Linked DNA regions of Mus musculus: all the other regions are linked to region 2. Evidence: chromatin loops called from intact Hi-C (ENCODE). Cell type or tissue: heart. All regions are shown on one strand. Each heading gives the region's core, and the rest is flanking DNA. Links, peaks and the distances in the headings are about the cores only.

Evidence for each region. Hi-C counts contacts between places; a loop is a spot of excess contacts. Peaks named below come from ENCODE experiments on the same cell type or tissue, not always from the same donor. Only the 100,000 strongest peaks of a DNase experiment are listed, where the experiment ranks them.
Region 1: a loop joins it to region 2, with 11 times the contacts of the local background. A loop is called at or near these places in 13 of 42 quality-filtered maps.
Region 3: it touches region 2 in a loop (3-fold over the local background); 8 of 42 quality-filtered maps call a loop at or near these places.
Region 4: a loop joins it to region 2, with 9 times the contacts of the local background. A loop is called at or near these places in 15 of 42 quality-filtered maps.
Region 5: a loop joins it to region 2, with 8 times the contacts of the local background. A loop is called at or near these places in 24 of 42 quality-filtered maps.
Region 6: it touches region 2 in a loop (8-fold over the local background); 23 of 42 quality-filtered maps call a loop at or near these places.
Region 7: a loop joins it to region 2, with 2.5 times the contacts of the local background. A loop is called at or near these places in 9 of 42 quality-filtered maps.

What each region holds. Positions count from the first base shown.
Region 1 is chr9:100,518,088-100,522,724 of GRCm38, forward strand. The region is part of intron 1 of Nck1 (non-catalytic region of tyrosine kinase adaptor protein 1); the gene reads right to left. Among named protein-coding and RNA genes, the nearest start is that of Gm46139, 20 kb to the right of the region's middle. In heart, for the core only: CTCF peaks have their summits at 2,075 (motif pointing right) and 2,678 (motif pointing right); no DNase peak of the experiment used is centred there.
Region 2 is chr9:100,641,526-100,646,162 of GRCm38, forward strand. Stag1 (stromal antigen 1) reads left to right here and starts at 1,923. Exons shown (of 34, transcript NM_009282.4): 1 at 1,923-2,271. In heart, for the core only: CTCF peaks have their summits at 1,364 and 2,046 (motif pointing right); DNase peaks (open chromatin) are centred at 1,896 and 2,806; H3K4me3 peaks cover 3,780 bases; H3K27ac peaks cover 3,267 bases.
Region 3 is chr9:100,567,811-100,572,447 of GRCm38, forward strand. It overlaps Slc35g2 (solute carrier family 35, member G2), which reads right to left and starts at 3,275. Exons shown (of 2, transcript NM_001101483.1): 1 at 3,138-3,275. In heart, for the core only: a CTCF peak has its summit at 2,400 (motif pointing left); DNase peaks (open chromatin) are centred at 2,361, 3,101 and 3,291; H3K4me3 peaks cover 1,832 bases; H3K27ac peaks cover 1,520 bases.
Region 4 is chr9:101,070,916-101,075,464 of GRCm38, forward strand. Msl2 (MSL complex subunit 2) reads left to right here and starts at 3,847. Exons shown (of 2, transcript NM_001100451.2): 1 at 3,847-4,505. The coding sequence starts at 4,364. It also overlaps the pseudogene Gm46140. In heart, for the core only: no CTCF peak of the experiment used is centred there; DNase peaks (open chromatin) are centred at 2,816, 3,676 and 4,486; H3K4me3 peaks cover 2,743 bases; H3K27ac peaks cover 2,896 bases.
Region 5 is chr9:100,543,515-100,548,151 of GRCm38, forward strand. Nck1 (non-catalytic region of tyrosine kinase adaptor protein 1) reads right to left here and starts at 2,620. Exons shown (of 4, transcript NM_010878.3): 1 at 2,481-2,620. Gm46139 reads left to right here. Exons shown (of 2, transcript XM_017313741.1): 2 at 1,943-4,637. The coding sequence ends at 2,590. In heart, for the core only: CTCF peaks have their summits at 2,353 (motif pointing right) and 2,563; DNase peaks (open chromatin) are centred at 2,087 and 2,697; H3K4me3 peaks cover 2,917 bases; H3K27ac peaks cover 2,361 bases.
Region 6 is chr9:100,915,410-100,919,409 of GRCm38, forward strand. The region is part of intron 22 of Stag1 (stromal antigen 1); the gene reads left to right. Among named protein-coding and RNA genes, the nearest start is that of Pccb, 120 kb to the right of the region's middle. In heart, for the core only: a CTCF peak has its summit at 1,913 (motif pointing left); no DNase peak of the experiment used is centred there.
Region 7 is chr9:100,775,878-100,779,877 of GRCm38, forward strand. Stag1 (stromal antigen 1) reads left to right here. Exons shown (of 34, transcript NM_009282.4): 6 at 879-955. Among named protein-coding and RNA genes, the nearest start is that of Stag1, 130 kb to the left of the region's middle. In heart, for the core only: no CTCF peak of the experiment used is centred there; a DNase peak (open chromatin) is centred at 1,564.

The DNA.
Region 1 (4,637 bases), core at 267-4,266, 120 kb before region 2:
GGATAGCAAAAACTCTTCTCAAGGATAAAAGTACCTCTGGTGGAATCACCATGCCTGACCTAAAGCTTTACTACAGAGCAATTGTTATAAAAACTGCATGGTACTGGTATAGTGGCAGACAAGTAGACCAATGGAATAGAATTGAAGACCCAGAAATGAACCCACACACCTATGGTCACTTGATCTTTGACAAGGGAGCTAAAACCATCCATTGGAAGAAAGACAGCATTTTCAACAATTGGTGCTGGCACAACTGGTTGTTATCATGTAGAAGAATGCGAATCGATCCATACTTATCTCCTTGTACTAAGGTCAAATCTAAGTGGATCAAGGAACTTCACATAAAACCAGAGACACTGAAACTTATAGAGGAGAAAGTGGAGAAAAGTCTCGAAGATATAGGCACAGGGAAAAAATTCCTGAATAGAACAGCAATGGCTTGAGAAATGGGACCTCATGAAACTGCAAAGCTTCTGCAAGGCAAAAGACACCGTCAATACGACAAAAAGACCACCAACAGATTGGGAAAGGATCTTTACCTATCTTAAATCAGATAGGGGACTAATATCCAATATATATAAAGAACTCAAGAGGGTGGACTCCAGAAAATCAAATAACCCCATTAAAAAATGGGGCTCAGAACTGAACAAAGAATTCTCACCTGAGGAATACCGAAAGGCTGAGAAACACCTGAAAAAATGTTCAACATCCTTAATCATCAGAGAAATGCAAATCAAAACAACCCTGAGATTCCATCTCACACCAGTCAGAATGGCTAAGATCAAAAATTCAGGTGACAGCAGATGCTGGCGAGGATGTGGAGAAAGAGGAACACTACTCCATTGTTGGTGGGATTGCAAGCTTGTACAACCACTCTGGAAATCAGTCTGGCGGTTCCTCAGAAAATTGGACATAGTACTACCGGAGGATCCTGCAATACCTCTCCTGGGCATATATCCAGAAGATGTCCCAACCGGTAAGAAGGTCACATGCTCCACTATGTTCATAGCAGCCTTATTTATAATAGCCAGAAGCTGGAAAGAACCCAGATGTCCCTCAAAAGAGGAATGGATACAAAAAATGTGGTACATTTACACAATGGAGTACTACTCAGCTATTAAAAAGAATGAATTTACGAAATTCCTAGCCAAATGGTTGGACCTGGAGGGCATCATCCTGAGTGAGGTAACCCAATCACAAAAGAACTCAAATGAAATGTACTCACTGATAAGTGGATATTAACCCAGAAACTTAGTATAGCGAGATATAAGGTGCAATATGCAAAACATATGAAACTGAAGAAGAACGAGAGACCAAAGTGTGGACACTTTGCTCATTCTTAGAATTGGAAACAATCACCCATGGAAGGAGTTACAGAGACAAAGTTTGGAGCTGAGACAAAAGGATGGTCCATCTAGAGACTGCCATATCCAGGGATCCATCCCATAATTAGCCTCCAAACGATGACACCATTGCATACACTAGCAAGCCTTTGTTGCAAGGACGGTGATATAGCTGTCCCTTGTGAGACTAGGCCGGGGCCTAGCAAACACAGAAGTGGATGCTCACAGTCAACTATTGGATGGATCACACGGCCCCCAATGGAGGAGCTAGAGAAAGTATCCAAGGAGCTAAAGAGATCTGCAACCCTATCGGTGGAACAACATTATGAACTAACCAGTACCCCAGAGCTCTTGACTCTAGCTGCATATGTATCAAAAGATGACCTAGTTGGCCATCACTGGAAAGAGAGGCCCATTGGTCAGGCAAACTTTATATGCCCCAGTACAGGGGAACGCCAGGGCCAAAAAATGGGAATGGGTGGGGAGAGGGTGGGGGACTTTTGGGATAGCATTGGAAATGTAATTGAAGAAAATACGTAATAAAAAAAAAAAAAAAGAAAGAAAGAACTACCTTCAAAAAAAAAAAAAAAGATATGCTTTCCCCCACAACGGTAATTCATTGGTTTACATAAAAAAGGACTCTAAACAAATTCTCTTAAATGTTCTGACAGAACTAAACTTATTTTTAAAAAAGGATTTATTTATTTTATGTGAGTACACTGTTGCTGTCTTCAAACACACCACAAGAGGGCATCGGATCCCATTACAGATGGTTGTGAGCCACCATGTGGTTGCCAGGAATTGAACTCAGACTGGAAGGGCAGTGTTCTTAACCTCTGAACCATCTCTCCAGCACTCTCAATATTAACTTGTAACTATGGCCTATTATTTGTTGTTTTGTTCTGAGGCAGGGTTTCTCTATTATGTAGTTCTTGCTTCGCTGACCAGGTTTGCCTTGAATTTCCAGAGTGCTTTCTGTCTCTGTCTCCCAAGTGCTGGGATTAAAGGCATGCACACCTGGCTACACCCTCTGTTCAACACCCTTTTGCTTAAACTTAGCCTAAGTTTTCTAAACCTCATCTATCAAATTTAGCTAAAATTTGCTTTTTTTTTTAAACACATACTACTGTCCATATCACATCCCCACACAACATGAGTTAAGATTATCTACAGGAACATGCCTATCTCACTAAGAGGGATCAAAGCACAGGATGACTGGCAAGAGGGAAGTAAAGTCAAAATTGAACTGAACTCTCAGCACTCCCAAGAGAAAACAAAAACTAGGAAAATTCACGTGAAAGGAGTTCTTAAACATTCACCTATACTTCCACCAGGTGGCGCTATTAGCTGTGTCCCAATGTTGGTGCCTTCCTGTGTTCTGCTACTGGAATTCCTTTCCAGGACATCAGCATGCTCCTTTTTAATTACATGCTTCCAAGTGTCCTTAACTGAATCTATGTACAAACACAGCAATAAACAGCTAACTAGATAATACAGTGCTCTAAGAGGGATCTGGGATGAGGGGGTGGGGAGATGATAGGGCCAATTCTCATAGAAATGGAATAGTAGTGGAGAGGGAGAGAGCTCTAAACATAGTTTGCCTCCTGCAGACATGAGGACCTGAGTTCAAACCACAGAACCCATGTAAAAAGAAAAAGCAGAAATGGAAATGGTGGTGTACTTGTAATCCCAGCTCTGGGAAGGCAGAGACAAAGGCAGATCTCCAGGGTCAGCCAGCCTAGTGCAATTAGTGCATTCCAGATTGGTAAAAGGTGCTGTCATAAACTCCTCAGGACAGCTTCTGAGGAGCACACACACAAACACACTCACTCACAAATTTACTTACCTTGGAACTCAACAACAGGTTAAATAAACATTTTAAAGCAAAAGCAACCACATAGCTTTATCTGTCTGTACCTCAGATAATGAATGGTCTGAAGCATAGAGGGCCTGGATTGCCTCAATGAAAACCCCCAGTCCTTGCCTGTGTTTCTTTTCCCGTTTAACACTGGACTGCTACAAGCACTTTGAGGAGAGATTTTCTTTTAATTAGACCCCTATTCTTTCCAATATAATTATGCCTGTCTCTTTGACTGGCTTGTATTTTAATACTTAGTTACACCAAAAAGGGCTTTACTGTATGTAAATCAACTAAGTATGGAACCAAACAGCTACCAAGATGACTTAAAACACAGAATCAGTCTCCCACATACATAATCTTATATTGTTATTCAATACTCACTAAATTTTATATACCTTCCAACTGTTCATACTTTTTGTGACAGCCATCAAATTTGGAGACAACTAAATATTCATAGTAAAAGAGAAACTAGCATCCTACTATTATAAAATTGCCTTGTCTTTATAGATCCCTTAGTCAACTACAAATCTAAATCAATGAGTACACCAGACCAAAATATCTATACTTCACCTATTTCTATAAATTAATTAAGAACACCTAATATTAAGTTTGTCAAGACAGTCACTTGTGATCTCAAATGCCCTTAACCCCAGTACTCAAAAGAGACACAGGCAGATCTCTGAATTCAAGACCAACCTGGTCTATATAGAAAGTCCCAGGACAGCCAGGGCTACTCAATGAGACCCTGTCTCAAAGAAAGGCTATCAAACCATCTAACCAGGAAACGCTGAGGAAGGAGAATGTTTGCCATTGGCATAGGTCATGAGCAATGGGACCCTTTTTTGGCAAGTTAGATGTTCCTGTCTGAAAACAACTAGTGGCGGAGGAAGGGGGGGGGGGACATCTACAGGGAAATCTACCATGCTAGTTACACATACAGTCTGCTGTGCTTTAACTCATCACTTGACAATTTCCTGTTTCTGATAAGAATCAGCTAAGTAACAGTACCCAAGTAACTAAGTCAGGAAGTTTAGATGGGTTACAATCTCTCAGTGAACTATGAAAGGAGAAAAATCAACAATAACTTTGATATGCTACAGCAGGCATAAAGAGAAGGAAATTTACAAGATTACTGTAATCAACATTTTAAGCCACAACATCATATAGTTTATATTGCTAAATATTCTAACTAATGAAACACTCTACTACTTACAAAACAAAAATTAGAAGCACATCAGAAATAGAGGATTAAATCAAGTTGTTTTGTTGAGTTTGGTTTGGTTTTATTTTCTTATTGTTTGGTCAGTTGTAATCACATGTAGCCCAGGCTGGCCTTAAAACTCACTATATAGGTGAGGATGATCTTGGCTTTGAACTACTGATATTCCTACCTCCAATCCCAAATGCAGAAATTTTAGACCTGTATCACCATG
Region 2 (4,637 bases), core at 293-4,292:
TAGGGTAAGAGAGGAATTATTTTTAAGTGTTGAGCTGGATGGAGCTACCTGAAAAGTAGCTGGAAGTACGGTATCTTCCTTCAGGAACAACTGGGAACCGACAAGTAATTTGGGGACTTTTAAAGAGCAACAACGCAGAAAAGGAGCAGAGAACTCAGGGTTGGACTGTAGGATCTAAAACACAAAAATCAAAACAAAACAAAACCCAGAGCTAGCAACTCAATCAGAAGACTAGGGAACAATGTAGGTACAGATTCAAAGGCAGCTTAAAATGTTTTCAAGGGTGGGTGGGGCCTGGTGAAGGACATGACTGCCCCTGGTCCCCTCATTCTCCTTGGATAAGTCTCATTGTCTCTCTCCAAATCCTTCTGCCTTAGCCTCCCAAGGCTGTGGCTAGAGCACCCACAGTGATTCTCTTCAGACATGTGCCTGGGTAAGGAACATTGTGATAGTACAGCAAGTTGAGGGAGTTAACAGCCTTGATTGTTTTTAAAGATAAATGGAAACTAAAAAAAAAAAACAAAACAAAAAACAAAACAAAACAGAAAGCACCTAGAAGATAAAATACTGAAGCTATTCTAGAAAAAAAAAAGGCAATGGCATTCAGGCAGGGCTGGACTGGGGAGAGAAGGGAATGGGGGATGGTTAAACTAGGTGAGATTTTTTTGAGATCACGACTACAAACATGTTGATAGAATATCAGCTCTTTATCAGAGTCCCACACATTCGATAGATTAAATTACATATGACTATGGCTTGGAGCCCGCACCGTCTTTTAACAAGGCAAGCTAAAAACAGGCTCTGCAGAGAACACAATAGGAAGTCAATCAGAGGCTAGTAAACGAGATACTTTGCTGAAAGGACTGTCACGAATTCATACCAAAGTTCCTCCAGTGATGTGGAACGCACTTTGCAACCTTTGGGATACATTCCAGAGACAATTGAGGTACTAGCTAGCTAGCCAGCCCTCAAGACTATAAACAAGTTTAACGTTTCTAAGGAGATATTGAAAATGCAGCTGCCTCTGCCAATAAAAAAAAATTGAGTCAGCAATGAGGCTGATGACCTACAAGACCAAGAATTCACTTTTGTAGTGCGGAGTTAATAAGCAGGCGGAAGGTTAGGAGAGCCTTGGTCAAGGACAGCTTAGGTAGAGAGCAGCAGGGAAGGAAGGGGTCAAGATCTACGCCTGGCTATTTCCCTTTCGGCTAGGCTCCATTATTCGCACGTCCATTTGAGAACCACAGAAAGCAGTCCTAGGCTGTGGGAGAATCTGATTGCTCGCAGAGTCTATCTTCACCGTGTAGCTTCTCCTTTCTCACTAACTAGCCAATGCTGCCGCCTTATGCAAAGCTTGCACCTCGGCGAGAACCTGCTTTACAGAGGCAGGACGACGCCAATCGGCCTGGAGCGGTCACTGTTTCCTTTTAGCTCCGCGGCAGGCAGGGGGTTCGTCCCAGTGCTCGAAACCTTTTCAACCTCGTTCTGAAAAAGCGCCTCATCAATAATAATAAACCGCGCGTTCAATTCTAGCTTGGAGACTCCCGCTAACCGGGGAGGGAGCAGGGCTCGGGGGCGCGTTGGCACGGCTCACCCCGATAACGGGCGGGTGTGGGCGGCTGGCAGCCTCAGGGCGGGAGCGGAGCGCGGCCCCCGCCGGGGAGGGGCCTCGGCGGAAGAGCCGGGGGCGGACTTCTTCCAGGCTCTTGGAGAAGCTCTAAAAATGGCGGGCGGCAACCCAGCGAGCGGGTCGCGCAGGCGCCGCGGAGTCCGTCCTTCCGCTCGCCTGGGGCGGCCCAGGAGCTGTCCACAGCGCCCTCGTCCAGACGTCTCCGCGGCTCGCCATTGGCCGAGCGGAGCAGGAGCCTCGCAGAGGGGGGCGGTGCAGCCACGCAAAAGGCCACGTTTCCCGCGCCGCTGCTGCGCGTGCGCGCCCCCCGGAGGCGAGCGATGGCGCGCGGCCCCGTCCGAGGGCCCCTGCTCGCGCCTCAGCTCCCTCCCCTTTCCGGGCAGGCCCGTCCTGTCAGCGGAGCAGTGAGCAGCGCGGCCAGCAGAGGGCGGTCGGGACCCGAGTCTGCAGCGGCGCCATTGGCGTGTGGAAAATGCCACCAGATGGCGGGTTAGGATTGCAGCTCCGTTGAAGGCGCGGCCCCCGCTCCCGAACCCCCGGCGACCACCCCGTAACCACCCCCCCACCTCGGGAATAACACACCGGAGACTTTTGGGGGGAAACTAGGTCGACGGCCGACAGCGCCCGGATGGGCAGCTGAGGTGAGCGCGGGCGGCGGCGGCGGCGGCGGGGGGCGGGAAAGGGGGAAATGCGGCGGCGGCGGCGGCAGCGGCGCGGGGGCTGGAAGCGCCGATCCAAGATGGAGGCCGGGCGAGAGCTTGGGAGCGCGAGCGGCGAGCGGCGGGCGGGCGGGCGGGCCGGCGCGGGCCCCGCGCGGGGGAGGGAGGCCGCGCGGGCCTGTGCGCGGCGCGGCGCGGCGGCTGCAGGCGGGCGGCCGAGCGTCCGGGACCCGCTGTGGGCGCGGCGGGCGCTCCGCTTCCCTCCACCCCTCCCCGCGGGCCGCGAAAACGGTGCCCCCGCCCGCCCGGGCTCCGCGGCGGTAGCGCGGAAGCCTTTGTGGCGCGCTCGGGCCCGCCGCCAAGCCCGCCCTCCGCCCCCCCGCCCGGGCTCTCGGGACTCGCCCGCGCCCGGGCCAGCCTAGGCGGGCTGGCGCGAACGCCTTCCGCCGCCCTGCGTTTCTGCGGTGCTTTGGCGGCGGCGGCGTCACATGACAAGGAGCTCGCTTCTGTCGAGGGTCCTGGGGGTCGCTCAGCCCAGACTGCTGTCCCAGGCCCCTGCTTTGCTGGGGTGGGGTAGGGCTGAGGACCTGGGCCGACGGGACGTCGCAGTCCTGGCTTTCCCGCTATCCGCCGTCCGAGCTCCGGGTGAAACGTGTCCAGGCCGGAGCACTGCCCCGCTAGTTTCCCAATCCCCCGGGAGATGAGGCCAATAAAAGTTGTTTTTCCTCTTCCCTGAAGGTGGGGGGCGGGATGAAGAGCTGGGAAACCCGAGTGCTGGGAGCTGGACTTGGAGGGGTCCGAACCGAGTGCTGTTTGTGTGTAGTAGGGACCACAACATTTTCTGGTTTTCGGATTGTCACGTCACCCGCTTCTGTCTACGTTAGGATTGTTACTGATTCTTTCCACATTGCAGACAGTCGTGTCCTGGGAGTGTTAAGCTCTGGGGTGGTTTTGGAGCCCTATAGACCCCAAATAGTGCAGTTTGTGGTAGCGAGTTATTTGCTGTTGAAGTTGGTGTTAACATGAGGGGCATGTTTATTCTCTTCTGGTTGTGCTTAGAGACAGCTATATTTTACATCTAGCAAAAGTAGTGTTTGTGAAAGTACCAAAATCCGCATAAAGTTGTACGATGTGTAACTTAATGGAATTTGTAACTTTACCTTTAGGTTTCCCAGTGGGTTTTTTTTTTTTTTCATATATAGATAGCAAATTCTGATGGTGAAGCTCTTATGGAAATGTACAGAACAGTGGGAGTTCTTGTATGATGGGTGATGGTCTTATAATGTATATAAATCGAGGCTAACAATTAGAAATACTGAAAGAACAAGGAATGATATTTCATTGTTTTTAATTATGGGGAATGTAACACTTTTTTTTTTTACCCGAATAAACTTCTAAGAGAAACCCCACAGGTGTTTTTTTTTTTTTTTTCTTTGCATTTTATAACTGTGCTTTGGAGTTCTGCATATTGTTCTATGCTTGTAATTCTGTTTACTGAGAAGGCAGAGGCAAGGGGAATCATACGTTGAAATTAGCATGGACGTTTTATGAGATACTGCCTTTAAAACAAAACAAATAGAGGTCTAGTATTGTCGTTTCTGAAGAGATTAATACAATCACTGTGTGCTTGTCCCCTCCACAACCAACATGATCTCGTTGTGTAGCCCAGGCTGGCCTTGAAATCACTATGTACACAGTCTAAGGTGGCAGTTCTTTTCTTCAGCTTATGGAGATCTGAGATTATAGGTGGGTGCCAGGCCAGCCAATTACTGAATGGCTCTTTTGTGTTTTGTTTTGTTTTTTTCTTCAGAAAGGATCTTGGTATGTAGTTCAAGATGGCCTTGAATTTATAGCGATTCTTCTGTTTCATACTTTCAAATGCTGGGATTACTGCCACTCTTGGCTTTGAAAGGTTCTTTTAAAAACTCAAGCTGTGTTGCAGGGACGAGTGAGAACCTTGAACTGAACTTTGAGACATCTCCTAGGTTTGAGGTCTTGGTTTTACTTTTTAACTATTTAAATCTTACCTTCCTCATTTCTAAAGTTGAGGTAAGCCAATGGTTCTTTTACACATTGAAAACCTTTTTTAGCTAAAACTTAAAAATTTCTAGTTATAATCTGTTTTCCTTGCTTGATTATAGATGGATAGATATATCTTAATAATCTCAGTGCTATGGGAGACTTATGTGTCTTTGTTAGCTTTTGGCCAAAATCTGTAATTATTATTATATTTATTTATTTTTGACATATGGTCTTAATAGGCAGCAGTTTACAAAATGGCTACTATAGGAATCAGTGTCTCTGACTTCTGTCTCTAATTCCTGTAGATTTTAAGATCTCTTTCAGAA
Region 3 (4,637 bases), core at 282-4,281, 74 kb before region 2:
AATAAATAAATAAATAAATAAATGAAAATAGTATATACTTAAGATGGGTGTGGTGACACATTTTTAATCCCAGCACTAAGGAGGCAGAGGCAGGAGAATATCTGAGCTCAAGGCCACCCTAGTCCACAGTGTGAGTTCCAGCATGGCCAAAGTTACTTAGAGAAACACTATCAGAAAACAAAACAAAACAAAAAAGATTGTAATTAAACAAGTGTGTGTTTGTGCAAAGAGGTTATATTCACACGGAGCAATTTAAGTGTCCATCATTACATGAATAGCTTTTTAAAATGGAGCATCTATAAATACAAAGAAACAACATTCAGCCTTTAAGAAGAAAGCAATTCTGTCCTATGAAAAATACAAACGAGATACTATGCTGAGTAAAGAAACCAACCACAAACACTGTGTGGTCCCACTTATGTGGAGTACATGAGATGGGCAAAGTCATAGACAAGATGGGAACAGATGTTACCAGGGGCTGGGGAGCAAGGAGAATTAGGGAGTTACTAGTCTATCTGCATTGACGTTTCAGTCACATGAATAAACGCAGAAATTGCTGTACATTGTGCCTCTAGTCAGTCCTAATGCATTATCATCCGTCTAATCTAATGCATTTAAATCTTTGAGAAAATAGATGTTTACCATATCTTTTTTCCCTTAGAGTTCTTTATTTATTTTTATTTTATATGTAAAGATGTTTGCCCGTATAGATGTATGTGCACCTGGTCCATACCAGGTGCCCTCTGAGGACAGAAGAGAGCATAGATCCCCTGCAATCGAACCTACAGGGACTTGTAAGCTGCAATCTAGCGACTGAGAATCAAATATAGGTCCTCTGCAAGAAGGGCAAGCACTCTTATCTGCCAACATCTCTAGCTGTGTTCTTAAGATACTTAGGCCAGGCATTAGGCCCGCCATGGTAGTGCATGCTTGCAATCTCACCTTCTGGGTGATGAGGGTAAGAGGATCAGGAATTCAAGGTCATCTTTGTCTACATACCAATTTTTAGGCCAACTGGGGAAGTCTAAAAGAATCTGTCTAAAAGAAAAAACATAGAGCATTTGCTGGGCTTGGTAGCACATATCCATAATCCCATGCAATCCCAACACTTTGAAGGCTATGGCAGGACAACTTTGCATTTGAGGCCAGTGTGGGAATCAGTGAGACTCTGTCCCAAAACTGTGAACAAACATAAAAGCTGTCCGCAGAACTGTCTTTAACAGGGTTCTCAGCCTTCCTAATGCTGAGGTGACCCTAAGCCATAAAGTTATTTCATTGCTATTTCATAACTGTAACTTTGCTACTGGTCATGAATCTTAATGTAAATATCTGATATGCAGGATATCTGATGTGTGACTACCCCAAAGGAGTTGCAACCCACAGGTTGAGAACCACTAGTCTATTCTAACAAAATGTTGAAGATAAGTGTTCAATAATTACAAGATTACCAAAAACAGAACAGACAGAAGAATGGTCCATCTAAAAGTACATGTGTGCTCACACAAAAGAATTTTTGTATTTCTTGATTACCTAAATTTCTTTAAATAAGCATGCTTTCTTTTGTCTTTCAGTCGATTGATTGTTTGATTGATTGATTGATTGATTGATTGTGTCAGTGAGAAGCCCACATAAGGTCTCTTGAACGCTGAGTGGATGCTCTACCACAGAGCTACACTCCCAGTCCCTCTAATACAGCATTCTCTGGAACGTTGGAACAGATGATTATGAAAATTAATTGTGCTGTAGAGTCCAGAAACTCAAGAGGAGTCAAAAAATAAATAAAAAAAGATAAGTCACAAAAGGTTCTGGGAAATGTGTGGCTTGTGGTACATGATAGCTTTGAAAAGAGATGAGCATTATGTTTGTAGGTATATACTCATACATATATCCTTCACATGCATGCACATACATTAGGGCCGGTGTGCTTGCTCACAGTGTGTACTTTTAGGAAATCAAGCAAGCTGGGTTTTATCTCTTCTTCCAAGTTGAACCACATTTCCCTGCAGTGTTTCCCTCAGGAGACCACGCTCAACCCATCTGTGAAGAGTTTCAGTGTCTAGCCGGCTCCGGCCTGGCCGCTTGCTTTGGCCATGAGTTATTTTTTGGCAAAGGTGCAAAATAGGAAAATATGGCTGGCATAGGCCCAGGAAGTCGTAGACCTGGGCACGAGGAGCTTCAGCACCACGGACACAGTCAACTCTGCTCAAAGCCATTTCCCGAAAAGAGCCCGCAGACTTGGCCCACTCCGCGCCTGCCCCCTCACCCTCCCGGCCTGGTGTGAGACTGTCTAGGAGCTCCTCAATCCTCGGGACGGGAAGTTGCTCCTGCTCCTACCAGAGCCTGGTGACAGCCTGGGTAGTGACGTGGATCTGCGCAGCGCCCCCAGCTGCCCCAGGAAGAGTGAGTGTTCTTCCTGCCAGTTCCCGCGACCCGTCTTCCCCCATGAGCTAAACGGTCACACACTGCGTAAAATTCTAAACCTAGAACCAATTCCGTCAAGAAAATCCGCATTTTGTTCTACGTGGATAGATGAGATGAAACTGACTTGCCAGAGCCTCCACCTCCACACTCTGGTCCTTCCTCCCTATCGAGTCAAGAAACAGGAAAATCTCAACCCATCTAATCTGGAGTTCAAGACTCAAAAGACACAAGACAGGAAAGTGATGGCAAATCCAAAATCTTTGTCAGACTCCTAAAACCACCCAGTAATTTTTCGAAAGTTGCATTCGCAATCACTCCTATGACGCCACAAGCACTCGCCGAGCTTGTGTGGGCTCCGGGGCCAAAGAAGGGACAAGCCCTGACCTTCATCATGCGACTGGGGTTGGGCCCACACAAGCAACTGTGTCAGGCCCGAGGATGGTGCTGACTATCACCCCGCTGTTCCTGTTCTCCAGGACAGCAACGGGGAGAAGTGGGCACTGGATGGCTTTTCTGGCGTCCTGCAGAGACGCGCGCTCCACCGAGGTCTATCAAGTAGGCGGGGCGCTTGACGGGAGCCTACCTTACCCCAAACGAGGCGCCCTACGGGTCACTTGCCACCGACGTGGGGCTCGGTGCGCTCCCTCTTCCCGACGGGGCCAGACGGCTGAGTCCCGCACCGCCCGCTGCTGCCCACCCGCCACCGGCTCAGTTACCTGGAAGTCGCGGCTAGGCCGGTGCGCCGGGGGCACTAGCGGACTCCCGCGCTCCTGGTCTGGCCTCCCTAGCCAGCTGAGGCCGCCGCGCGCTCGGCGGGGACCACTGCAGCCTGGACTGCCAGGGGCGGCCAGCAAGGAGAGGGGCGCCAGACGCGGGCACTGCGCCTGCGCTCTCCGCTGCCCCAACCCCCCACCGCAGGCGCTGCGGGAGTGGAAGACGGCAGGAGACCACCAGGATGTTTGCTTAGACCTGGGGACTGGCCCTCCCCGAGAGGCGTGAGCGTCCCAGGCAATGGAAGCTGCCAACGCCCTGGGGCGGAGAGTGGGGGCAGGCGGGGTTGGGGGGGGTGGGGGGGGCTCTTAGAAGCAATCGACTGCCAGCCAGGGTGACTAGGTCCTCTGGGAAGAGATGAGGAAGCATTCTCCATTCATTTCTATCTGGTTGTAAGAACTAAAAATTATTTCTTGATATTTGAAGTGGTGACAGTATCGATAAACCTTGGGACAGAATAATCTTGGGATATCCCTGAGTCCTGACCGTTTTACCCAGGTTTTGCAAGATGGGAGAAGTCTTGACAATGCAAATGTTTGTATACCCCAATCCCCAAAGCTAAATGAACACACTCTTAAAAACAAACCAAGTCACCAAGGCAATGAGAGTCCAGGAGACAGGCTGGAAGACCATGACTGTAGATTAGGTAAGAAACAATCAGGCCTGAATTATGGTGCTAACTATGGAAAGACAAGTGTCTTCTGCCAGATTTTTCATAGTCTGTTTAGATCCCTTTCTGTCCTGCTCTGACTCAGGACTCACCTTGATGGATGAAGCCAAGTGTCTTCTAGCTTTTGGATAGTGTGGGCAAGTGAGAGACACATGGGAAACAGAGTTACTGTTATCCACGTCTTCATCTCAAAGTCAGAACCCAAATCCTCTGGTAGAGTTTTGTGTTTGCACACCTGACCACTAGCTGTCCTCCTCCTTCAATCCTGGATGGCTCCCAGAGGGTTCTTTTACATATCACATACATATACAAACACAAACATACACACACATATACACATACTCACACGCACACACACAAACACACATATACACACATACTCACAAGCACATACACAAACACACACCTTAATGGATGAAGTCAACTGTCTTCTAGCTTATGGATGGTGTGAGTATATGAGACACACGGGAAACACATACACACATATGTACACATATACACACATATGCATACAAATACAAACACACACATACACACATTTACATACAAATACACACACATACATACATACATATGCACACACATACCATACCAGCTTTTGTTGTGCAAACCTTGTTCCTTAATTTGAAACTATTGGTTGAATAAAGATGCCTATAGCCTGTAGCTGGGCAGAAGAGAGGTTGGCAGGGCTTCGGTTCCCTGGCTTGGGGTCTGAGGCAAAGACCAAAAGGAGAGAGGAGGAAGCCCCCATGGGGTAGGTGGATTGAGAGGACCA
Region 4 (4,549 bases), core at 550-4,549, 430 kb after region 2:
AGGGTTTGGGAAGTACATAGGCATCGAAGACATTTGCTTCAGATAGGTCTCTGACAGCAGTGTCTTCTACAATGTTCCGAATGACAAACTTCTTAATGGCCTTATCCTTGGGCACGCAGTTCGTGCAGCAAATTGGCTGCACATGCCACGGCCCTTTTTGGCACAACCATTGTTTCTTCTTTCTTTTTCTTTTTTTTTTTTTTTTTGGTCATCTTGGAGCCAAGACTCGAAAGAGGGGCTTTTCCATCTTTATAAGCTATGAATATTGCCAGTTGACCTTAAGAAATATTGTATCAATTTATAACCCCATTAGCAGGACTATTAGAATGCTGACCCTGGAGTCTCTGCATGCCTGTAATACCAATATTCAGAGCCTGAGGAGGACCCAGGATTTGAGGTCAGCCCGGGTTACCAAATTAGACCCAGTCATCAAAAAAAGTCAACATACCTTAGGTTGCCAGATAAAATGCAGAATGCTGTTGAATCTCAATTTCAGATAAACAGTGAATACTAAACAGCCTGCACTGAAGATTGTCGGAGAAGATGAAAATCTACTTGGATGCCAAGAGGAAGCCAAGGAGACAGTGTGTCTAAATTAATGTGGTCTCCTGGAACAGAAAGAGGGTCTTAGAAGAAATTTAAATGTGAATGTCGATGTGAATATGAATCAGAAACACCTTTCTGGGCTCATGTTTTGAATACTTGTTTCCCAGATGGTCTGCCCATTTTGGGGGTCATTAAGGAACTGAGACCTAGCTGGTAGAAGCAGGGCATTCAATGTAAATTTTTGGATGTTAGACTCCGTCCCTTGTTCCTGAAGCCCTGTTTCCTGGCTTATGTGGTATGAACAGCCTGCATGTGGGGACCCCGTCTCCCCCACTAAGATGAACTGAAACCCTCTGAAACCATGAGTGAAATAAATCTTGTTTCTTTTTGGAACTGTGGTCACAGCTGTGTGAAAGTAACTCAGGCAAAAATATGGGTTTTAGTTATTGCTATCATAGTGATTCATTAAATGTGAGAAATATACCACATAGATAGATATATGATGCTAATTATAGTGTAGAATATACAACCTTCTCTGAAATAATGTTGTAAATCACAAACTACTTATTGTAAAATAGAGCATTTATTCAGATAACTGGCAGTTTTACACCCAGGCTGTATACATTGGCTGTCAAGTAATCACTTGCAAGACATTAACCGGATTTCCCCCTAAAATGGCTAATATATAAAAAGATCTTAGGTGGGCACTCTTTTTTTTTTTTTTTCCGAGACAGGGTTTCTCTGTATAGCCTGTCCTGGAACTCACTCTGTAGACCAGGCTGGCCTCAAACTCAGAAATCTGCCTGCTTCGGCCTCCCAAGTGCTGGGATTAAAGGTGTGTGCCACCACGCCCGGCTAGGTGGGCACTCTTAATGGGCTTGACCTTTATGTGATTTTCCCCCTAAATATTTAGGTTAAGCAATTCATTTTCTATAAACAATCCATTTGATTCCTGTTCAAGCGAGGCTCAAGCAGGCTAATAAAAGAAAGGGGTACAGTTCAAGTTGATGTGCTCGTTAGTGCCATAATCTATTACCAGTTGCAACCAATTCAGAAGCTGAAAAAAGAATGGATTTAACTCTGACTCACACAGACCATCAATAGAATTAATCTTAAATTGGGGTGTGCAACTCCCAAAGATTTTAAAAATCTAGTTACAGGGGGAAAAAAATGCCTGCAAGTAGTCTGTTTCCCAGGGTGACGACTCATCTATGCTGCCTGCCTGGATGTAAGCAGTCCTGGGCTTTTATCCTTCAAGTTTCTCCTTTGGAGGAGAGCAACCTGCGTGCAGTGGAAGAAGACCTAAGAGGAACCTGGAATAAAAATAGATCTGTATAACGGTTTTGTTTGGAAGTGACCTTAGAAAATAGCTATCATAAAGAGAAAATGGCAGATGGAGCCTTTAAAATGAGCTAATTTTAGAATACATATCGTTTCCCACGTGTGACTACTAAATACATCCTCCACAGCTTACTCTGCTGATATATAAAATTAAGAAGTTGGATTCTTACTGGTACTGTATGTTAGGCTTTACTAAAAGAAAAACAAAAAAACAGAATCTGTCTTCAAGTCGTAAGATTGTTTGTGTTTCCTTGATAACTTATGGGCCAGTCCCTAAAATTAGCATTTTGGTATACCATAAGCACACATATGTAAAAGGTTTGCACACCTCATAAGCTTCACTTTGTGAACGTGTACAGCGTTAGTATGTGCAAAAAATATCATGTCGGAAGAGCAGTTTCTATTTGTGCTACCCAAAAACGGGTTTGTATTTTGAGAGGGGAGAATCACGCTGTTAGGCTTTATTTATATCCAAGTGTCCTCAGCCTTCTGCAAAAAAGGCAAAAGCTTTGTGTGTGCGTGTGTGTGTTTTAATGCAGAACAACGAAGGACTCAGACACTTTCGGACTCTACAGAACCAGAGCATACATCGCGGGCTGTGTCCACGCACAAGGGCAGGCTCGCTGGGGACCTAGAGGAGTGGCTTTCAAACTTGTGGGCCAGCGCCTAGTCCACGGCCCGCCACGCGCTAGGTTCCGGGAGGAGGCCGGCGAGGCCGGGGCTGGGCTGCCATCCTCCCACTGGGGTCAACTCCGGTCCCCGAACACCCTCCCCCCACCTCCGCCCCACGGCGCGACGCGGGCAGCCCACGCGAGGGGAGACCGTGCCCGCTACCCCAATTCACCACAACCCACACGCCTGGGAGACCGGATTGGAGAGCACGTGGGGGAGGGGCGGAGAGCGCGTCCGGCTCGAAACCGAGCATGCTCCGTGCACGGAACCGTAAGTGGCGAGCCAGACATGCGCAGTGAGCTCGGGGTGTGCTGGCGGCGGGGCAGGGCGGGGCTGGCGTGAGCGGGCTAATGTGTTTATCCGGTTTTCTGGGTGGGCGGTCAAAGCGCACGCGTAAGGGCGAAAGGCGGTAGGGTCGGGGTGGGTGTGTTGGGGGGGTTTGTGCATGCGCAGTGAAGCCGGCAGCGCGGGGAGGGTGTGGAGGGGGCTTTTAGAGGAGAAGCAGGGGAAAAGGGAAGCGGAGGGAGAGGAAGGGCGGGGGGTGGGGGTGGGGAGGGGGGGTGAGAGCGCGCTGTGCGCATGCGTACAAGGGCTAGCGACGACGGCGGCGGGGGAGGCTCGGGGATGACAGTGTCTTTGCCCGTTGGGGTAACGGTCGTCGTTACCGGCCGGGCCTGAGGCGCCGCACCATCTACTGCGGCCGGAGTAGCCCCGGCCCAACGGAGCTAGAGCGGCGCGAGAAGAAGCGTGAGGGCGGCCAGGCGCGAGGGAGGGGCCTGCAGCGGGCCTGGTCGTGCGCGCTGGGTGGCGGCGGCGGCGGCCTGGCGGGGTGAGCTCGCTTAAACCGCGGCTGGGCAGGCAGGCGGCGGCGGCGGCGGCGGCGGCGGCGGCGCAGCACCGTGGCAGTCGCGCTTGGAGGAGTCGTCCGTGCCGTGCCGAAAAGATGGCCGGGCTGTGAGGGGGCGGCGCTTGCGCTGGTGACCCCAAGTGTGCGGCTGAGAAGCGGAGGGGCGCCGCCGTCGCCGCCTGCCTGCCTGCCTGCCTGCCTGCCTGCCGGGCCTGCTCCCCGCCCCCTCCCGCCGCCGGGCCCCGCGCGCACTTCCTCCCGGGCCTCCCTTTCGGGCGGGGGCCTCCCTCCCGCCCGCCTGCCGCGCCAGGCGCAGCGTGGGCCCCGCGTCCGGCATGGCGAGAACGGCAGCGGCGCGCTCCCGCCGCAGTAGCAGCAGCAGCAGTAGCAGCCACAGCAGCAACAGCAACCTCCGCCGCCGCGGCTGCTGGCACTAGACCCGGGAATCCGACGCCTGCGCCGTAGTCCCCACCGTCCCGCTGCCTCCGCGACGTCGCTGCGATGGAGTAAGGGCCCCGCCGTCGGAAGAGAAACGTGTGGACCGCTTGGACCCCACCGGGCCCGCTCCCGTGCGCGCCAGCTCCACCCGGAGGTGCCTCCGCGGCCGGACATGCTGCTCGAGCGCAGGCCGCCCGCCGAGCCGCGGGGCTAGAGCGAACCCGGAGCCCGTCCGGAGCACCCAGCCGCGGCCGTGTCGGACGAACTCGATCGCTGATTTCGCTTGTCTCTCTTTGGTCTGCAAGTCTCAGGGACAGAGGAGGGGCGCCGAGGCCCCCATGTGTGGGAGGATTGCTTCAGCTTCACAAACTTGCACGGATTTTGGTTGCTGCTTTGGCCAGGGGTTCTGCTCAGATTTCTTCCGAATTGTTTTAAATTCGCCATTGTTCCCTGGCTGCTTACAAACTTGGATCCGGAATTTCTTTTCAACCGGGAGCCATTGGTGTCGAAGTGTCTGCAATGAACCCGGTGAATGCTACTGCTCTCTACATTTCCGCGAGCCGCCTAGTGCTCAACTACGACCCCGGAGACCCCAAGGCGTTTACAGAGATTAACAGGCTCTTGCCTTACTTCCGACAGTCCCTCTCGTGCTGTGTTTGCGGTGAGACGCTTCTTTATTGTTCCCCTTTCCCTGCTTGTTTTCTA
Region 5 (4,637 bases), core at 252-4,251, 98 kb before region 2:
TGTAAGTATCTGACACTTTCTCCTGGCCTCCCTTTTCAGGCACCTGCCTCTTGTGCACATATCATGCCCTCAACATACATACAAGCACACACTTTTTAAAAATGTTTAACAATATGTAAAACAATGTAACTCTGGATGGGTGTCAAGATGCCTCTGTAGTTAAAGGTACCTACAGCCAAGCCTAAAAACCTGAGTTCACTTCATGGGACCTCTGTGGGGGACAGAGAACTGACCCCTCACAAGCTGTCCTGACTCTGGGTGTAGAAAATATAATAACCAATCACTTTTTTAAAAAATAGAACTTTAGACTGATGATACACCTCAAAGGTTTATGAGAAGCCATTGGTCTCACCCCAAAACTGAGGGAAGGCAAAAGAGACAGGAGAGGGAAAGAGAAGAGAGGGCGGGGAAGGGAGGAAGGAAATTAAGGAAGAAGGAAAGCTTAGCGAACTTTTCCTTTGCAAAGTTAGTAGTTTGCAGAGAATGTTTCTGTATTAGGACAGATGGCTCAGTGGTTAAGAGCTCTTGCAGAGGATCTCTGTTCTGTCCCCAGAGTCCACAGCACATGTCGTACAAAACACTACAAAACACATAAAATAAAAATAAACCCTTAAAAGACTGGAATCTAGAGGAAAGATATTACTAGTGTCTAAACAGTGAAAAATATGTTCAAAGTATTATTTTAAGATCAGCACAGGCAGAACACATTTGAGATCCTCCAGGCAGAAAATCCAGTTAGAGTTACTGAGTAGTTCAGAAACTGAAAAACAATATATAAGAATACAAAGGTAAGATTTTTTTTTTAAAGAAAACAACTACAAAAAAACAGTACAATGTTAAGGTTTATGTCTGGGTTCCTGAAAGCATGCTACTAATGTATCGCTAATGAAAGACAGCTTGGAGGCGTGGGGCATCAGTTGTGAAGGGAAGACTTTGAAGTTCTATTTCCTTGATAGGTTAAAGTGAGAATCAGGCAGGCCTGTCAAATTGTCGTCAAACTGTTGGATTTGTTAAATGCTCAGTTCACGTTTCCTCCAATTTTACTTAACAGTGAAATAATCATTTGATTTTCTGGCATTGAAAGCATCCATTCTTCCACATTGCCAGAGTTAATTCATTTTTTTTCAAGTTCTCCTGAGAAGGAATTTATTTACAATAATAATCACAACAAGCCTTGAACTCTAGAACGAAGTTCTCAAATTAGAAAATCAGCAGCATAAACTATCACTCAATGTTTAATAAGGCAATACATTAACGTGTCGACTTATTAATACACGGATCTGTTGGGCTTGGAAACCTAAACAATTTAAAATGCTTGCTGGGGAGGCAAATCTTTTCAAACATAATGCTCATACATACAGCGGAGACATCAACACAATGTACGCTTTAGTTACTCTAGCCAATTCCTACAGAAGTTTTCCCAGAGAAAGCACCACATGTGGCCACGATGAAAAAAAAGTACTAATCAACCAACGCATACGCTTTGACTTAACTATCACGATGTGAAGAGAATATCTATTTAAAAACAAGACTGAAAATGATCAATCAAAACTTTCTCCTTGGACTATTTCTCTGTTCATGTTGTGACGTCGCTAAAGGCTGAAAGCACACAATTGATTTCCAGGTGCTTAAGAAACCGTTAAGGCTGATTGATCATCATCAAGCTACCAAAGCTTTTGAAAATGGAACGCTTCTTGCAAAACTTGACCCGTTTTTTTGGCCGAACCCTGGATTCTCACTGCTCCCCACCCAAGATGGGGTCAGGAAGTTTTCTTCATCTCGTTCTTTCCTAACTCCTGTGAATTCTTTCCTAACTAAGGGCAGTATTTTTCTTCGGGTGACTTCAGCTCGGCTCGACGTTAACCGGTCATGTTACGGTCCTCAACCCTGAACAAAAAACCAGCTTCCTTCCAACCCAGCTGTTAACACTGAACCGACCTAGCACGGAAACCCGTACGACAACAGTACGAAACCAACCCAGAGGACTGCTTTTCCTGGACCAACCCCACCTCAACAGCCCCCGGACACCCACATCTCTCCTGCTCCGGAACGGGAGGGGGAGGGGAGGGCGCGCCCCGAGGATGTCCCCCCTCTCGGCTTCCTCAGGCTGGCGGCTGGAGGTGAGAGCGCCCTTCCTGCCAGCCTACCGTCCCGGCCTCGGACACCGACACAGACCGCCGACAGGGCTTTCTGCGGAGAACCGCCGAGGCAGCGCGCCGCACACTTGCCTGCCCGCCTCCCCGACCGGCGCTCGCAGCTCAGGCCAGAGGCCGCGGGGTCACCGGGCTGCACCGCGGACACCCGAGCTCCGCCGAGCGGCCTCCCCGCCCCCTCCGCTCCGCTCCGCCGCCAGCAGACGGCGCCCCCGGGCCAACTTCGCCGGGGAAAGAGGAAGCGACTAGAGACTAGCAGGCAGAGCGGACCGACCGGGAGACCGAAAGGACTGTGCGTGTGTCCGCACGCGAGCGAGGCCGTCTCACCTTCCCTCCGCCGAGCCCTCGGCTCCAGTCACCTGAGGACCGCACCGGGACGCCACCGCGGCTGCCCGGATGCCGTTACCGCACGAGGCCTGTGCTGCGCCGCCGCGTAGCTCTCGGAGAGGGGCGGGGCGCGCGCAACCGGTGGGCGGACCGTTGCGGGCAGGAAACCCGCTCCACGCCCAATCTAATAGGCTCCATCGCCTCCTGCGCCCGCCCCTGACGCTTCAGCGGAATGCGCCGCTCCGGGATTGGGCGAGCGGGCTTGTCAATCAAGCGCGGGCCCTGAGTGGTCCCTGAGCTGAGACTGCGCGGCCTTTGGACAGAAGGTGAGGAGCGCCGGGCCCCACCGCCCTGTTCTCCCCTAGCCTCCTCGGTGGCTGCTTACTTTCCGCCTCTCCCACTGCTACTAAAACCTGTCATTCATTTTAAATCGCTCATTAATGTCGAACAGCGGTCCCGAGTTCAACCCAGACTACTCTGGTGCCTGCATCTGAAAGGGCCGACCAGCTGCAGATCTTAGGGACAGGGAGCGACAAAGAAAATGAAGCCTCGGGGGAAAAATGTAAGATGTTTGTTAATGAAAACCACAACCAAAATAAGCTTTGCGAGCAACTTCCGAGTGCCCTGGCGCGTGGGTAGCCTTCATTCCCGGCTTCCAGTCCTGTGAAAAGGACAGTTACTTCTGCCCTAGGGGTGAGTATGGCAGTGGCACAGTCCCAGCCACCTGCCAAGGAAGGCATCAATAAATCGGCTCTCCTTCCTAACTTGCCTTACAGCGACTCATAACCTGCCTCACTATTTCCCAATCACCTTTGTTGCTTAGTGTGGGTGTGGCACCTAAAAGAAACATTCTAGGTTAGGTAATTTTATGGAAACACGAGTTTTTGCCTCCAGCGTAGCTGCACCCATATACCTAGATTGCAAAGTCTATTAAAAGAACTGTTTCACCCACGCCCACCTCGTGCCTAGCACATCATCCTCAACAATCGAGGAATTAATACAGCTTCCTTTCATCTTTTAAAAATTCATTTTTATTCTTTGTGTGTTCGAGTGTTTGGTGTACTTGTGTTATACTTGTGTATAATTTTGCTGCCCATGGAGGTCAAATGAGGGTATAGGATCTTCTGGAACTGGAGTTACAGATGGTTTTGAACCACCCTGTGGGTGCTGGGAATCAAACTCAGGCCCCTTGGAAGACCAGCGCTCTTAATCACTGAATCTCAGCCCCTTCCTTTAGCTATACTACAAGCCCTACCTGTAAATCCTAAAAAGTTGTTTTCTGCTTTTAACTTAATTGCATGTTAATAAATACATGGGTGGCCTGCCCTAGGTAAAATACAAGTTACCTGTAGCCCCTTTTAATCCTGAGTTTAGTTGAGAAAAGTAGAACATAAAACTGGGGAAAGGATACTCTGCCTATTGTTAGTATCAAAAGTAAGTAATGCAAATTATATATTTAAAAACATACATACCGAAGAGAAGGGGGTGATGCATGCAGAAGCAGGTGGATCGAGGCCAGCCTGGTCTACAGATTGAGTGTGAGTTCCAGGACAGCCAGGGCTACCCAGAGAAACCCTGTCTCAAAAAACAAAAAGACAAATATATATATATATATATATATATGCAGAGACAGGTTCAAGTTCTGCAAGTTCAAGGCCACCCTGGTTTATGTAGCAAATCCTAGGACAGTCAAGGCTACATAGAGAGATGCTATCTCAAAAGCAAAAACATACAGGCAGCTGACCCCCATTAACTCCAAAGGAGGATATTTGGGGTAATAAAGGAAATAAGAATCCTCCATATCTTAAGACCTTTCCCAGTAAGCTATTGACAGCTTATATAGTTAGAATGACCTAGTTTAGTGTCCCTATCATACAGTAATGTTTAGGAGGAAGAAAATCCTACCTATCTGCTATCAAGAAGTTATCACAGACTTGATATTGAAGTGTAAACATTAGTGGGCCCTACTAAATAAACTTAACTTCTGGATTTAGTATAGTTATGCTGTTATAGGAAAGAGTCTACCTTGTATGGAAGGTGCTAAAATAGGCACTGCAGATCTTGAGTCCACACCAGTGTCAGATATTGAGATTTAAACCAACCTGTATTATTTCTGTGCTAACCATATCAACAGTTGTATGTAGGGACAGATGGGCA
Region 6 (4,000 bases), core at 1-4,000, 270 kb after region 2:
CATTTTGGAGATAGAATAATTAAGTCCAACAGTTATCCTTTACATGTTAGTTATTTCAGTAATAATGAAATATTGATAAAGACTATATGTAGTGGCATATTAGTTATTATAGGGTATAAGTGGAGGAGAACAAAATAAGAAAACAACTATGATTAATGATTAGTATGGGGTGATGAAAGCAGGGGAAGAAAACGTGAATAGGAAGTGGAACTTGTATGGGCAAAAGAAGTCAGGGCGATGAAGGAGCTTTGCCTAAAAGTAAATGAAGAAATAAAAATGAGCTGACAGATTATGTGAATCAGACTTGTTTCCAGTGTCTCAGGCTAGTGGTTCTTGTAAACCATATGAGACTATTTTCTTTGGGCAAGGAGAAAGCAAAAAGAAGGGAAGAAAAAAGTAACAACTGTAAGGAAGGATTTAGGGGGAAATGAAATGTAGGGCAAGAAGAGACCAGGACCAAGATGGCCTGCTAAAATGACTGTGCCTATTAAATACAGATGGGATAAATATAGAGCAGAAAGCTGGGTGGAGATTTGGGATATTAAAAACTGCCTAGTTGTTGGCTCTTGTTTAGACTATCGAGTTTCCTCCTACTGCTCGGCTGTCCTCTTCCATGGGTGGTCCCCGCTCTCTCCAATGCCTTGCCTTTGGTTGTTCCTATTACCCTTGCAGTTGTTTCTAAAGGGGGAGTCTCTGATCTGGTCAGACCTGCAAGGCTCCTTCTACACCCCAATGCAGTTCTTGCCTGGAATCTCTGACAATTCTGATGCCACTCTAGTTCCCATTGAGTGTTCAGCTTCTTGAACTTAGATCTGTTGCATCATTCCTTTTCCAGTGTAACCCAGTGGTTTGTTTTTTCTGTCGGGTTCTAGCGTACAAACCCCTTGTACTTGGTCTGATGTACTCTATGACAGCAGAAGTTTTGTTTAATTTTGTTAAAATGTTTAAATTTTATTGCATCTGCTCAGTTGGTTGTCAGTGCTGAATACCTGTGGGGTGCTAAGAAAAGGAGGGTTTTTCCCTGGTCCCACTTTGACTACTGCTGTTCTAGGTGTGGCTCTTCTACCAGATGTTTAAAGTACCCATTGCTTTTCTCATGGCTGCCTTCATTAGCTTATTTTCTGAAGACTGTTATCCACCATCTACAATCTCCCAAGAATATTTTAAGGCTTATTTTCATTTTCTGTGTTTGAATGTTTTGCCTACGTGTATGTATGTGCACTATGTTTCTGAAGGGGCACCAGGTACCTGGAACTGGATTTATATATGATAATGACCCACCATGTGAGTGCTGCGAACCAAACCCAGGTCCTCTGTAAGAGCAGTGCATGCTTTTAACACCTAGCCATTTCTCCATCTCCCCAAGGATATTTTTAATAATTGCATAGTAGTCTATTTTGTAGTTACATAGAATTTATTACCTCCTTGAATATTTCGAATGCTTTTGAAATTGAATAGTTTTGAACTTTTTTTTTTTTTTGGTGCTATGGAATTAATACTACAATGGCCATTCTCATATAAGACCTTGTTCTGTGTTGTTCATTGTTCCATGTATTGTTATGAACCTAGAAGAGGATTGTTGAGTCAACAATTATAATATGCTTACAGAATATAATGTAAGTTTGCTTCTTTACAGAGAAATTTTTCTTGAATTTGATTTTCTTCTGACCTGTCAAGAACACTGTTATTCAGGAGATTCTAAATGATAATTATATTTGAAGTTTAAATCAAGTTATAATTTAATTTGATGATAGACCTTTTGTAGTCAAGTATTTGAACAGATTGTGGCAAAACAGTTTTAGACCTTTTTGTAAAATATAGGTGTGCTTGGGTGTCAGCCTGAGAGTTGAAGCTGTTTGACAAGCTCACAAGTCTTGTTCGGTATTCTTTGCTCCAGTGCCCCCTAGTGATGGTTTCTACAATCAGCTTTCACTGTCTTTGCTGAACAAGAAACATCATTCTTATGTTAGCTCTTTGAACCTGTACAAAAGCGCTAGAAAGCTTCTAAATAAGAGTTGGAACTTAAAGAGTTGCCTTTTTCATCCTGAGGATAAAGAATTTCCATTTTTTTTCCACTTGAGTGGTCTGTGGGGTTTTTTTTTTCTTTCTTTCTCTTTCATCCTTCCTTTATCTATCTATTTAATTATTTATTTATTTATGGATACTTTTTTGGTTTTGGTTTTGGTTTTTGGTTTTTCAAGACAGGGTTTCTCTGTGTAGCTCTGGCTGTCCTGGAACTCACTCTGTAGACCAGGCTGACCTTGAACTCAGAAATCTGCCTGCCTCTGCCTCTGCCTCCGGAGTGCTGGGATTAAAGGCGTGCGCCACCACCGCCCGGCTTATGGATGCCTTTTTAAACTATTTTTATTTATTTATTTTGAAGTAGGTTCTGTGTGGCTGCAGACACCCTAGAATTCATTATGCATGCCAGGCTGGCCTTAAACACACAAAGATCTGGCTGTTTCTGCCTTCCAAACGTACTATGATATGACACCGTCATGTTCTGTTTTCTATAGTCTTACAAATATGCTATCCTACCTCACCCTGCCTGTTTCTCTAGATAACTTTGTAGTCCAATCTTTACTACTGGACTCTGGCCCTAATCCCAATTCTTTAAGTCAAAGCCAACATTACTTATATTACTATAAATTGAATTATTAACGAGGTACTTGATTTAAAATGTGTTTTTTCTTTACATTTATGACTATAGTATCTCCTCTTCATCTTCCACCTTAATATTTAAACAGACCAAAGAAAAGAGGGGTAGGGCAAAGTCTGCTAGAGTGGCCATGTCTTTTCAACCTTGTACTTCTTTCCACAAATTACATCCCTCGGAATAAGTTAAATGTTTTGTTTTTTTTTTTTTTAAGAAGGCAGGCTCTTTATTTTCTTGTTGTTGTTGTTCCCCCTGTTCCTTCTTTGTAGCTATGAAGAAGAAATAGCTTACTTGAATTCTTGCACAGAATTCCTATAGTAACAAGAATAACTAGCATCTCTCCACCTTCAGTTACTCTGACGCAAGAGAAATGGGGCAAGGATTAAGAGATAAAAAACTATCCCTAAAGGAACAAAGTTTCACTATAAACAATTTATTTTACTTTTAGAATCTTTATTTCAATCTTTTTGCTTTTGAAAATTCTGACTTTATAATCTATCCTATTAGTTGAAAGTTTACCTTTGGTCATTCCTTGACTACCAGAGTTTAATATTCATGTTCTTTCCATGTCCAGTCACAAATAATTATATGATTAGTCTAGAAAAGAGAGGCAAGAAAGATCCAAGTCTTATATCCATTGATACTTTGCTTCAATTCCAGCACTTAGCCTTCAGAAAAGCTAAGTTCAAGGCCAACCTAGGCTATATAGCAGTGAAACCCTTTCCCAAAATAAAAAAATTAAACAGGGAAGGAAAAGGAAAGTAACCTGGATATAACTGTTCATAACAAATTCTGAGCTTAAAGTTTTTATACAATTCCAATATCTTCAAATTATCTGATAACCAGAAATAAACATTTTCAATATAGAAAAGTAAAACCTCGTGGTTCATGGTTTTGGCATTTTATTAAGATCATATACTTTGGGGTTGCAGGGGTCGGGAGGCAGAGTGTACTGTGTCTGCAACCCTAATCCTGGACCTCTAGTTCTTGCTTTCTGGTAGAGTGTCTCCCATGAAGGGTAATTTAAGAGTTCCTCTGCTTCATTAGTCTATCAACTGATGGGATGCTGTTTAACCCTCTAACTTACTGAAATATTATTTCCTGAACTAAGTAAGAATAAGTGAAGAGTGAAAAGAGCTATCCTAAGTAATTGTTACAGTGTAAAAGGGAATTTTTTTATGAGCTTGTCAATGACCAAAGACTATTTTAGGAATATTTACGGACTGGGGAGATAGTTCAGCCACTAAAGTAGTATGTTTCTTGTGCCATCAAAAACACAAGTTCAGATCCCCTGTAACCACCTAAAAGACTGAGTATGGAAGAACGTGTCTGTACTTAGTGCTG
Region 7 (4,000 bases), core at 1-4,000, 130 kb after region 2:
CTTGAACTTGTCATCTCTTAGCTTGCTTCCTAAATGCTAGGATTATAGGCATGTACTACTGTACCTAGTTGATGCAGTGCTAGAGCTCAAACTGAGGGTTCTTCATGCATACTAAAGAAGAATTTTATCACTATTCCCTTTGCCTAAATTACTTTTCTTTTTTCTTGAGAGGAAGGGAGTTGGATGTCATACTGGGGAATGTACCATGGCCATATGTATGCTGTGCTAAGTAAATGTTCTATCCTTGGTCAGTGTAACCCAGCCTAAATTATGTTGATTTTTTTCAAAGTACACATTTTTCAAAATTAACAAAAAATTGCATGTCAGTACATTAATAAATTATATAACCATGTTTGGATAAAATTAAGCCATCAAGAAGTACAAAAGAACTAGCAAAGTAAAAAGTTAACTTTTTCTTTCATCACTAAAGAACTTAAAAACTTGGCTTTTAGAAAAACATTTCAATGAAAGGTGTTATCTTTCTAAATAAAACATTCCTTTAAAGTAGATGGTATAAAAATGAATTTGAGGGGGTAGAAAATGGCTTAGTGGTTAATAACATTGGCTGCTCTTCCAGAATTTCTGTGTTTGGCTTCCAGTGTCCACGTGGTAGTGTATAATAATCTATAATTCTTGTCCAAAGGTATCCAATACTTGTTTTGGTATCTGCAGGCACCATGTACACATATGATGCCAGAAACATACATATATACAAAACACCCATATACATAAAATAATTCTTTTTAAAAAGTATCAATGGAGAAATTTGAGATGAACAGGAAACCTAACTAGTTTTACATAACTTTTAAACAGTGATATGGTTAGGTTTAATGCTTAGTATATGGTAAAGACTAACTGTAAAATCTGTTTTTCCACAGGTACGGTCAGAATAGAGATGTTTCGAAATATGCAGAACGCAGAAATAATCAGAAAAATGACTGAAGAATTTGATGAGGTATATATAACATCCCAATACCTGTACTAATTGATTCCATATCTTTTAAATCATAATTAAATATGTTCATTGTTTCAGATATTTAGTTCATAATGGCATGAGTTAAAGTTGGCATAATGCATTAATCCTGGCAATCTCCAATTCTTTATTTGTTTCCAACGTTGAAATACTACTTTCATTAAATGCCTTAGGGGAAAAATGATTTGGAGGTTGGATAATTTGAGCAGTGTTGTTTATAGACCTATCTTACAGATTATTAAAACACGTTTTCTAAGTTTGTTAGTATTTCTAATGAAGAAAATTTTGCTTAACTGTATTTAATCAAGAATTTACCAAAGCTAGGTGGTACAGCCTCTCTGTACTTTGTAGACTCCCACACACTTGTGTGTATGGTTCTTGTCTTAGTGTGTCTATTCTTGCACAAAACCTTATGACGAAGAAGCAAGTTGGGGAGGAAAGGGTTTATTCATCTTCCACTTCCACACTGCTGTTCATCACCAAAGGAAGTCAGGACTGGAACTCAAGCAGGTCAGGAAGCAGAAGCTGAGAAAGAGGCCATGCAGGGATGTTACTCACTGGCTTGCTTCCCCTGACTTGCTTTCTTTTAGAACCGGGGAATACCAGCCCAGGAATAGCATCACCCACAATGGGCCCACCCACCCTTGATCACTAATTGAGAAAACATCTTACAGCTGGGTTTCATGGAGACATTTCCTCAAGAGAGGCTCCTTTCTCTGTGATAACTCCAGCTTGTGTCAAGTTGACACACAAAACCAGCCAGTACAGTTCTACTGGGAACATAACTGCTTGAAAGCTCCAATTTCCATTTAGAATACAAGTTTCTATTGTTATTCTTCAGAAAGTAATCAAAAATCCTAGTCCCAAATGCAATATTATAAGATTCAGGAACACAGTTAATTTTTATATTGTATTTATGATAAATTTAATTCATGCAATGCTATTAAATCCACCACTATTTCTTTTAATATTGTTTTGATTTACAGAAGAATTTTGTTTTCAGAAGAAATTTTTTAAAGCATTAACAGGATTGCCTTTTCTAGGTTTTTTATGATTAATTGTATTTTTATTATCATTTTCCATTTGAATACAGTAATACAAATATGTCAGATATTTAGAACTTAATTGATGTTCATCAGGTATTCACATTTTTCTTGCTCTTCACACCAAAAGTCCATGTTCTCAATTACAGAAACATCTGGCACCATCTTTTAGGTTGATTAGTCATATTACATAGGAATTAGTTGAGTTGTTATTCAGGCATTTCTATATCTTCAGTTTCTTAAAAACTGGTTTCAACGTAGATGACATTGTTTATACTTTATTTTTTTCCATTTGGTATGAATATCTGTATTTTTTTTTTATGTGAAACACGGCATTGTTCACATTTCTAAGACTAATTTCTGATTAAATCATGAAGAGGAAAGTTATATTTTATATGATAGTTGTGTAGTTCCTATACAATTATCTAATGACCTGATCACTTTAGTTTTGTGTTGAATCAGTTTATCAAGACAACAACTCTTTGGCCAAACAACTTGTGGCCACAGAGCAAGACAGGAGAGGGCACTTCTATATTCCCTTTGAGTGTACTCACAGTGATGACCCAAGAACTCCATGAAGCTTCCACTTAATAAGCCAGTTTGGAGGCAAACTACCTATAGTTTAGTGACTTGGATTTCAAGGACCGTCTCAATTTCTTTTGGGTTTGTGATGCAATATAAGGACTTTGTGCTAATTTAATTTAAAAGCTAAAAAACTTCACAATTTTGAAAACATTTCACTAGATTAAATTTTGTTACATTAAGAATTATATCTACTTTATTCAAGAATTTAAATGTGGCTAAAGAAGATAAAACCATATTAATATGCTAGCTGATAGATTTATTCCTCAGCTTCTAGACTGCCTTGACAATGTCATACTTTTATAACACAGTTGATTGAAATCAAAGGTTTGTTTCAATTTTTAGTATAGTAACATATATTTTAATCCAATCTGTGAATTTATGAATGGAGCTGCCATACTTTGCAGTCATTAGTATCACCTAATTATTAAAAATTATTAATGCTGAGGTATCACTCAGATATTTTAGACCAGTAGTTTTCAACATGCAGGCTGTGACCCATTTGGAGTTTGCATATGAAATATTTACATCATGATATATAACTAGAAAAATTGCAGTTTTTAAAGGAGCAAATAAATAGTCTTATGGTTGGGGGTCAACACAACTTTAGAAACTGCATTAAATTGTTTCAACATTGAGAAGGTTGAGAATCACTGCTCTAGACATTTTGATTGACATGAAAAGTTTATAATGTGTGTGTAAAATACCCCAGTCATATTCCTGATAATGCTAATATGTAATGAAATTTGACAGCTACTGGTGTAAGAGAAGAACAATAAATTAGAAAGCTGTTATTAATACTATACAGATACAAGTATAAAATAAAAGGAATTCAAAGATAAATGAAATTATTTATTACAAAAGGAATCATTAGACAACTAGTGCATAGCTAAAAAGAGATTCTCTGACCCACTGGTCATTTTAAGCTTTTAATCTTTAAATTATGTTGGCTTTTATCTTGTGTTTGATTTTACTGATGCCTTATCATGGAATCCAGTTGTTAGCCTCAGTGATTTGCCTTTCTAGTGCCCAAGATCTGGGATTACAAGCGTGTATTACCATCCCCAACTGTTTGCATTTGTGTTTCAGGGGGGAAATCAGGTCTACATGCTTGATGGGCATGCGTTCTATCAGCTGAGCTATTTTCTTAATTACTGGATTTAATTTGCACATAAATCAGTATGCTTTGGATTATAGTGTCCAGTGTGGCCTAAGGTTCAAAAATTGGATTTCCTACATAAATTGTTTTGACCATACATAAAATGTGACCATCTCTTATATGTTGCAGTCTGAGACATTCTTAAACATAAAATTTGCTGTTTATGGGTGTCTTGACACAGATCTTTAGTTTCAGCTCTTGGAAAGTAAAGATAGGCTGATTTTCATGAATTCATGGCCATTC